Regions from separate parts of the Homo sapiens genome. Here region 2 is linked to region 1. A link is a loop called in an ENCODE intact Hi-C map of the cell type or tissue named here. Cell type or tissue: heart left ventricle. All regions are shown on one strand. Each heading gives the region's core, and the rest is flanking DNA. Links, peaks and the distances in the headings are about the cores only.

Region 1 (2,915 bases), core at 133-2,632:
GCTAAGGGTTCCCAGTTATGGATCCCCGGGTCCTATGCTGGGTATTTTGGATGTGCATTTCTGATCCTTGTATCTTTATAAGGTAAATGCATGATTCCCATTTTACAGACGATGAGACTGAGCCTGGAAAGCTTCAGGTCTTCAGGCTAGAGAAGGGCAGATGCAGAAGGCACAGCACAGGCTGCCTCTACTTGCCATACTTTTCTGCTAGCCCAATGCCACTGTCTTGCTGCCTCTTCCCTGCCTTGTACACTTCCATTTGGTAGGGGAGAGGTCATCCAGCCAAGATAGAATTCTCTCAGTCTTTACTGCAGTGAACCATTGCCCTGGGCTTGCTAGAACTACCCCCCAGATGTCCTCCACTCAGGGCTGGGAAGTAGACTTGGGGATTGCAGGGCAATGCCCTCATCAGGGCTTTGGGCCAGCGCTGACTCTCAGCAGGGTTCTGGCCCATCCTTACCCTCCTAGGCACAGGCTGCTCCTCTCACGGACCTGGCCTCGGGCTGAATAAACTCACAGTTCATCAACCAGGCTCAGGTGGTCAATGCACCTTTATGAACTTGAGAAGCCCTTTCTATCTCATCATGGATGCTGAACCCTCAACCCGTGGAAAACTTGCAAGGAGTGCACTTGGCCAACTAAGCCTTCCTGTTTTTAAGCTCTGAGAGATTCTTTAAAAACATAAACAAATGGAGGTTGTTTTGGACTTTGAGTAAATATGCCCCAAGAGCACTTAGCGTGAAGCATGAGTAAGCAACATATGGGCTACATTTCCTTCAAAATACACACATTTTAGAGGAAAGGAGCTTAGAAAAGTACATCCTGAACTTTTATTGAGTGGAAAAATATCTGGAAAGATGACTGGATCTCATTCTTGTCTTTTTTTTTAAGCATTTAATTATATCATCTAAATGCAATTTCTGAGGCTTGCATTCATGGGGTGCCCATTGTTGAAAAAACATTCTCTACCTCTGTCCTCCTTCCCCCACAGGATTTATGTTTGTTGCTGGCAAAACTTGGTGTCAGCCCTAGAATCCAGGCCTGCTAAGCTGGGGTTGGGGGAGAAGAGGGCCACCTTCTGATTTTCACGGTAAAGAAAGGGATGCCCAGAGGAGGGAGCTCCAGCTGGAAGTCTGGCCTCAGTGCCTGGCTTACCTACCACCATCATAGTTGCTGCTGCACATTAGCTAGTGCCAAAGAAAGGGAGCACTTAAACATACCAGACCTTAAGGATCTGCATCAGTTCAGTTTCTTCTTTCTATGGGCAAAATAAACTGACTTGAGGCAGTTGGAATGAAGAAGGGAAATTATCGAAAAGATGTTGGGGCTTCTCGAGGAATTCAAGGAAGAGTTGGATTGGACAGGTTTGGGGACTTCTCTTCTCTGCAGCCATCATTGACAGGACTTGGCCCTCAACTCCCAATGCTGTGATCCCATTCCAGATTCCCAGGGGCAGGACTTTGTGTTCCAGGGTTGGGGGGGCCCATCCCCAGCCCCAGGAATTGACTTGCATTCTGCATGGTCAACCTTGAACAATTAGGCGTGTTCGCCAAATATGCCTTCTCATACTCTGGCTGTTTAGCAGCCCCAATTTTACTGATACACTTCTAAAGCACAGCCTCCTCCCTTCCTCCCTTCATTCTTTCTTTGAAGAATATGTAACTTTTTCAATTAACAGCTAATCCAACAACATCCAGTAAACCTATGTGAGGTATACAGTAAATTATTAGCTATTGGACTTTCCATGTATTATTTAATTTGCACAAAACCCTAGGAGTTACTGTTTTTCTACTATCTGTTATGACCACCATTTTACAACAAGGAAACTGAGGACAAAGGAGTCTGTCCAGGAGAGAGGACTCTTCTCTGGCTTCCCAGTGGCCTCCCACGTGTGAGCTTCTTGAGTCTGGGGTCACAGCACAGCCTGCTTTGTACCCCACACCCCAGCACAGAGCCCTGGGCAGTGAGGTGCTGCAGACTTTTGCTGCATGACATTGACTCTCTTGGTCTGCTCCTGGGAACCTCCGGCCTGGGAGGAGAAAAGACACAGTTTGGTAAGCACTAAGCAGATTAAAACAAAACAAAACAAAAAAAACGGTTGATTGTGGTGCCTTAGCAGCTGCAGAATCAGGATGAATGACCTTCCTCATCAAGTCCAAGCCACCCTTGGCTGCCATGCCCTTATTTGAGATTGCTCAGCCTGGACCTAGAAACCAATCTGCTATCTACTGGGGCTGGGCCATTGTCTTATCATGGATAGGAGGCCTGCTGGCTCAGAGATTGTGCAATCAGGAAATCAGTCTCGAAGGAGAACTCTGAGGTTTCTTAGCCCATTGGGATGCGATTGGGCAAGCTGCTCATTTCAACATCTTGAGAGACCAGAGACCAGAATACACTGAGTTACTCATAGGCTGGCACGGAGGTTGGGGGTGCAGGATCTTTGCTATGAAATGGAATGAGTTCTGATTTCTATCTGGGGTTCAGAATATACTGGAGATTTGCTCCGATGGGAGAGGAGACACAAGGGACACCCTAATGCCCAAACAGGCATTCTGCTTTTCTGTTTCACCTCAAAATTACTGGACTTCCATTCCTTTGTGGTTGGATAGGGAATGGCAGTGTTCCCTAGCCAACCTATTCCTTCCTCCTCGGCCTCCCTTGGCCCCCCTCCCTCCTTGTATTCCTCCGTGTTCTAAAAAGGGACTCTGAGGTGGCCTAAGTAAGCCTATAACATATATGATTTGGTTGGAAGGCATCTTGGCTTTAGGCATGACAGAAAATCTGTTTTATTTTGTGAGCTGTCTTTCAAGCTCTACCCTGCAGGACAGCAGGGAAAATGCATTGCTGCCATCGCATCCTGAAAGCCCAGTCCCAGGCAGCTCTGTCTGTGGTCTTGAGATTGACACAGCTGCTTC
Region 2 (2,915 bases), core at 285-2,784, 360 kb after region 1:
CTGAAAATCAAAACAAAATCTTTTTATGTCAAGGGTTGCCCTGCTTGTCCCCATCATGCCCAAGATAGTGGTGGACGCAAGGCGGTAACCTTAAAGTGTGTGTTGTTGAGTGGCTAGTGCACTTGAAGGAGAATGGCTCAATAACATCTCCAGAGCAGCTGTACATCCCAGTGGGTGGGGGGCAGTGGAGAGGTCATGGGGAGACAGTGGGTGGTCTTGCACAGAAAGTAACATGAAACTCTCAGTCCTGCCGACCACGAAATTCATTTGCAGCTCAGGGTCCAGCCAGTTTATGCTTCTTCACATCAAAACGTTTCAGACACAGCCAGGATCATGGAAAAATCATTGCAAAACTTGAGAGCCTTTAGTTTCAAGCAGCCAATTCCAGGAATATCCACAGGCAGCTGGCATTTTGCAGAGCATTAGGGGGAGCAAATCACTGGAGAAATTAGTTTACAAACTTTTTTTTTCAAAGTGAATGCAGAGCATAGTCATAGTCAGAGAATAAGGACTTTTTGCATACAATAATAATGTCCTTGAAAAAGCAATATAACAGCCCAATAAAGATCAAGGTGGGCTAAGAAATACATGGGGTTCCTACAAGAACAGAACAAAAATAAGTGAAAGACCAACTGAATAAGGATGGAAATTTCTGTGTCTAGGAAGAAATAAATGCTTTCCACAGAGCTCATTAGAGTCACCTTTTGCAGTTATTGAGCATATTTGTGTTTAAATTAATTGGATGGTGAAAAACACATGGCACATTTCCCTAATTCAGATAGCATAAGATGAAAGACAAAGAACCAACTCAATAACAGATTTTTTTTTCAAGAGAGGAGCATGACATAAAATGTAAACTCTGAGGGTAAGATGCATCTCAATTTCAGGAATATGAAGAATGTGAGGGTGGAAGGGAAGGGTGTGTGTTGGAATCAAAATGTGGGAATACAATAGTTTTCTTTCTGAAGTGCAAGTTTAATAATGCTCTAAAGTTTTATTATTTCACAGTATTTGCAGGTAAAGAAAATATGTAACTTGTTTTTTCCTCACCTGAGTATTATAGGAAGGATCCTAGTGTCAGGACTGGCCAAAAACAGGGCAGAGTCTCATTTTTTTCAAGGCCTATTCCTGTCTGGACTTTTGTCCATTAGAATGGGACAATAGCCATTTTCGTGTTTGGCATCTTCATGCAGGCGTCAGGAAGCTGAATTACAAAAAGGAGCTCAGAGCCAAAGAGACCTGAGAGCCTGCCCTGGCCACGGCAGCTCTTGAGGTCTTTGGTTTTCCAGGAAAAGACGTCGCGTGGGCCCGGGAGGCTGCGCTTCCAGGAAGGACCCTTATTATAAAGTTTAAAGGCAGGGGCTGCCGTTCCACATTCCTTAAGCTAAATTCACACTTGGGACCTTCAGCAGTGAATATGTATTTCCTTAGAAATCCCTGGGGTTATAATATTTATAGCCAGAGGTGGGGCTGTTCCATCTGGGAGGGTGTCTGATCCTTCAGCAGAGTTGAAAACCAATGTATACCCAGAGCGCATCCATCTTCATAACCACCCTGCAGGTTTGTACGAACAGGAAGAACAAAGGGCTTGACCAAATACTTATTGTGAATTTTCTGTGTGTTTAATGATCATCAGCTGTTGGTGAAAAAAATGAATAAATATTCAAAGCACTTTCAAGTTTTAATTATCTGTGTGAAGCCAAAGGAGTAAGGAAACCACAGTCCTTCAATTAAACACTCACAGGTAACCCAAACCTGTCACCTGTTCACTTTTCTGCCAAGATTTTTCTATACTGATTGCCTCAGGTGTGAGTGTGAATTGTGGAAAATGTCTAAAATGGAGCCATTAAGCACATCAGTACCAAGTGCATTTGTCTTAAAATACAATTTTGACACCTACTCTGTAAGTCCCAGAATTGGCCTTGAAGGTGAAAGGCGAACCAGACATTGTCCACCTTTGTCACCCTGATGTGCGCAGAGGCTGAGGGGACCTCACTCTTTCTTGCTGAGCTAGAAAAAAATGTGTGCGAGTCCAGGGGAGGGTGCCGTTTTTCCATCCTTTTCAGAAAGGATATTGATCATATCCTTTTCCTTCGTGTCATCACAGGGGCGGCTGCTCCAGGAAACCCGGCTCCTCCTTGATGAGGCTCAGGAACATGATTCCAGGGCAATGCACACCACATCCTGCCCCTCCCTGCGCATCCCTGAGGCTTCAGCGCCGCTCCCCTGGCTCCAGGCACATCTTGCCAGAAGCCCCTCTGTCCTGCAAATCAGCAAGACTTGCCTGGTCTTTTGATGGTTGAAAGGGTTTTTTTTTTTATTTTTTGCTCTGCAGAACATAAACATTCTGCCTCCAGTGTGTGTGCTGCTGAATCTGCTCCCCACATTACTGTAAGAAAAATTGTCCCCAAATTTACATCTGTGCATTAAATGACTCAGTGGTTACCCATTGCTGCTATATAACTTAATACTGACCTCGAGGGGTTGTTGTTGGAATAAAAGAGGCCTGTGTGAGTCGGTGTAGCTCATAGTCGGCACGCACTAGTGTGACATCACCCTCTTTGCTCCAGCTTCATGACCGGCCTTGCTGTGTTCTGACACCACAACTTTCAGTTGCTGATAATTCAGACTTCATCCGGACTCCTGATACTCCTGCGCTCTTTCTCTGGGTTAAGGACCAGGATTGCAGAGGGCATCCTCAATGGAAAGAGAATGCAGGTGGCTATGAACCCTGCAAGGTGCATAAAATCAAATTTATGGGCATAGAAAACAAAAGGAAGGCTGGAGATGGTGGCCTGTTCTCTCCGTGTGGAAACCCTTTTGTGAGTCACTCTCATTACGCTTCAGTTCCTCACATGACAACATTCCCCAGCAGCAAAGCAAATGGGTTCTTCAGCAAGATGGTGCCTTGTTTT

Evidence for each region. Peaks named below come from ENCODE experiments on the same cell type or tissue, not always from the same donor. Only the 100,000 strongest peaks of a DNase experiment are listed, where the experiment ranks them.
Region 2: a loop joins it to region 1, with 2.2 times the contacts of the local background. A loop is called at or near these places in 8 of 110 quality-filtered maps.

Annotation. Positions count from the first base shown.
Region 1 is chr20:23,224,972-23,227,886 of GRCh38, reverse strand. No RefSeq gene overlaps it. Among named protein-coding and RNA genes, the nearest start is that of LINC03125, 78 kb to the right of the region's middle. In heart left ventricle, for the core only: a CTCF peak has its summit at 1,105 (motif pointing right); no DNase peak of the experiment used is centred there.
Region 2 is chr20:22,861,388-22,864,302 of GRCh38, reverse strand. No RefSeq gene overlaps it. Among named protein-coding and RNA genes, the nearest start is that of SSTR4, 170 kb to the left of the region's middle. In heart left ventricle, for the core only: CTCF peaks have their summits at 1,256 and 1,466; DNase peaks (open chromatin) are centred at 1,282 and 2,162; H3K27ac peaks cover 1,835 bases.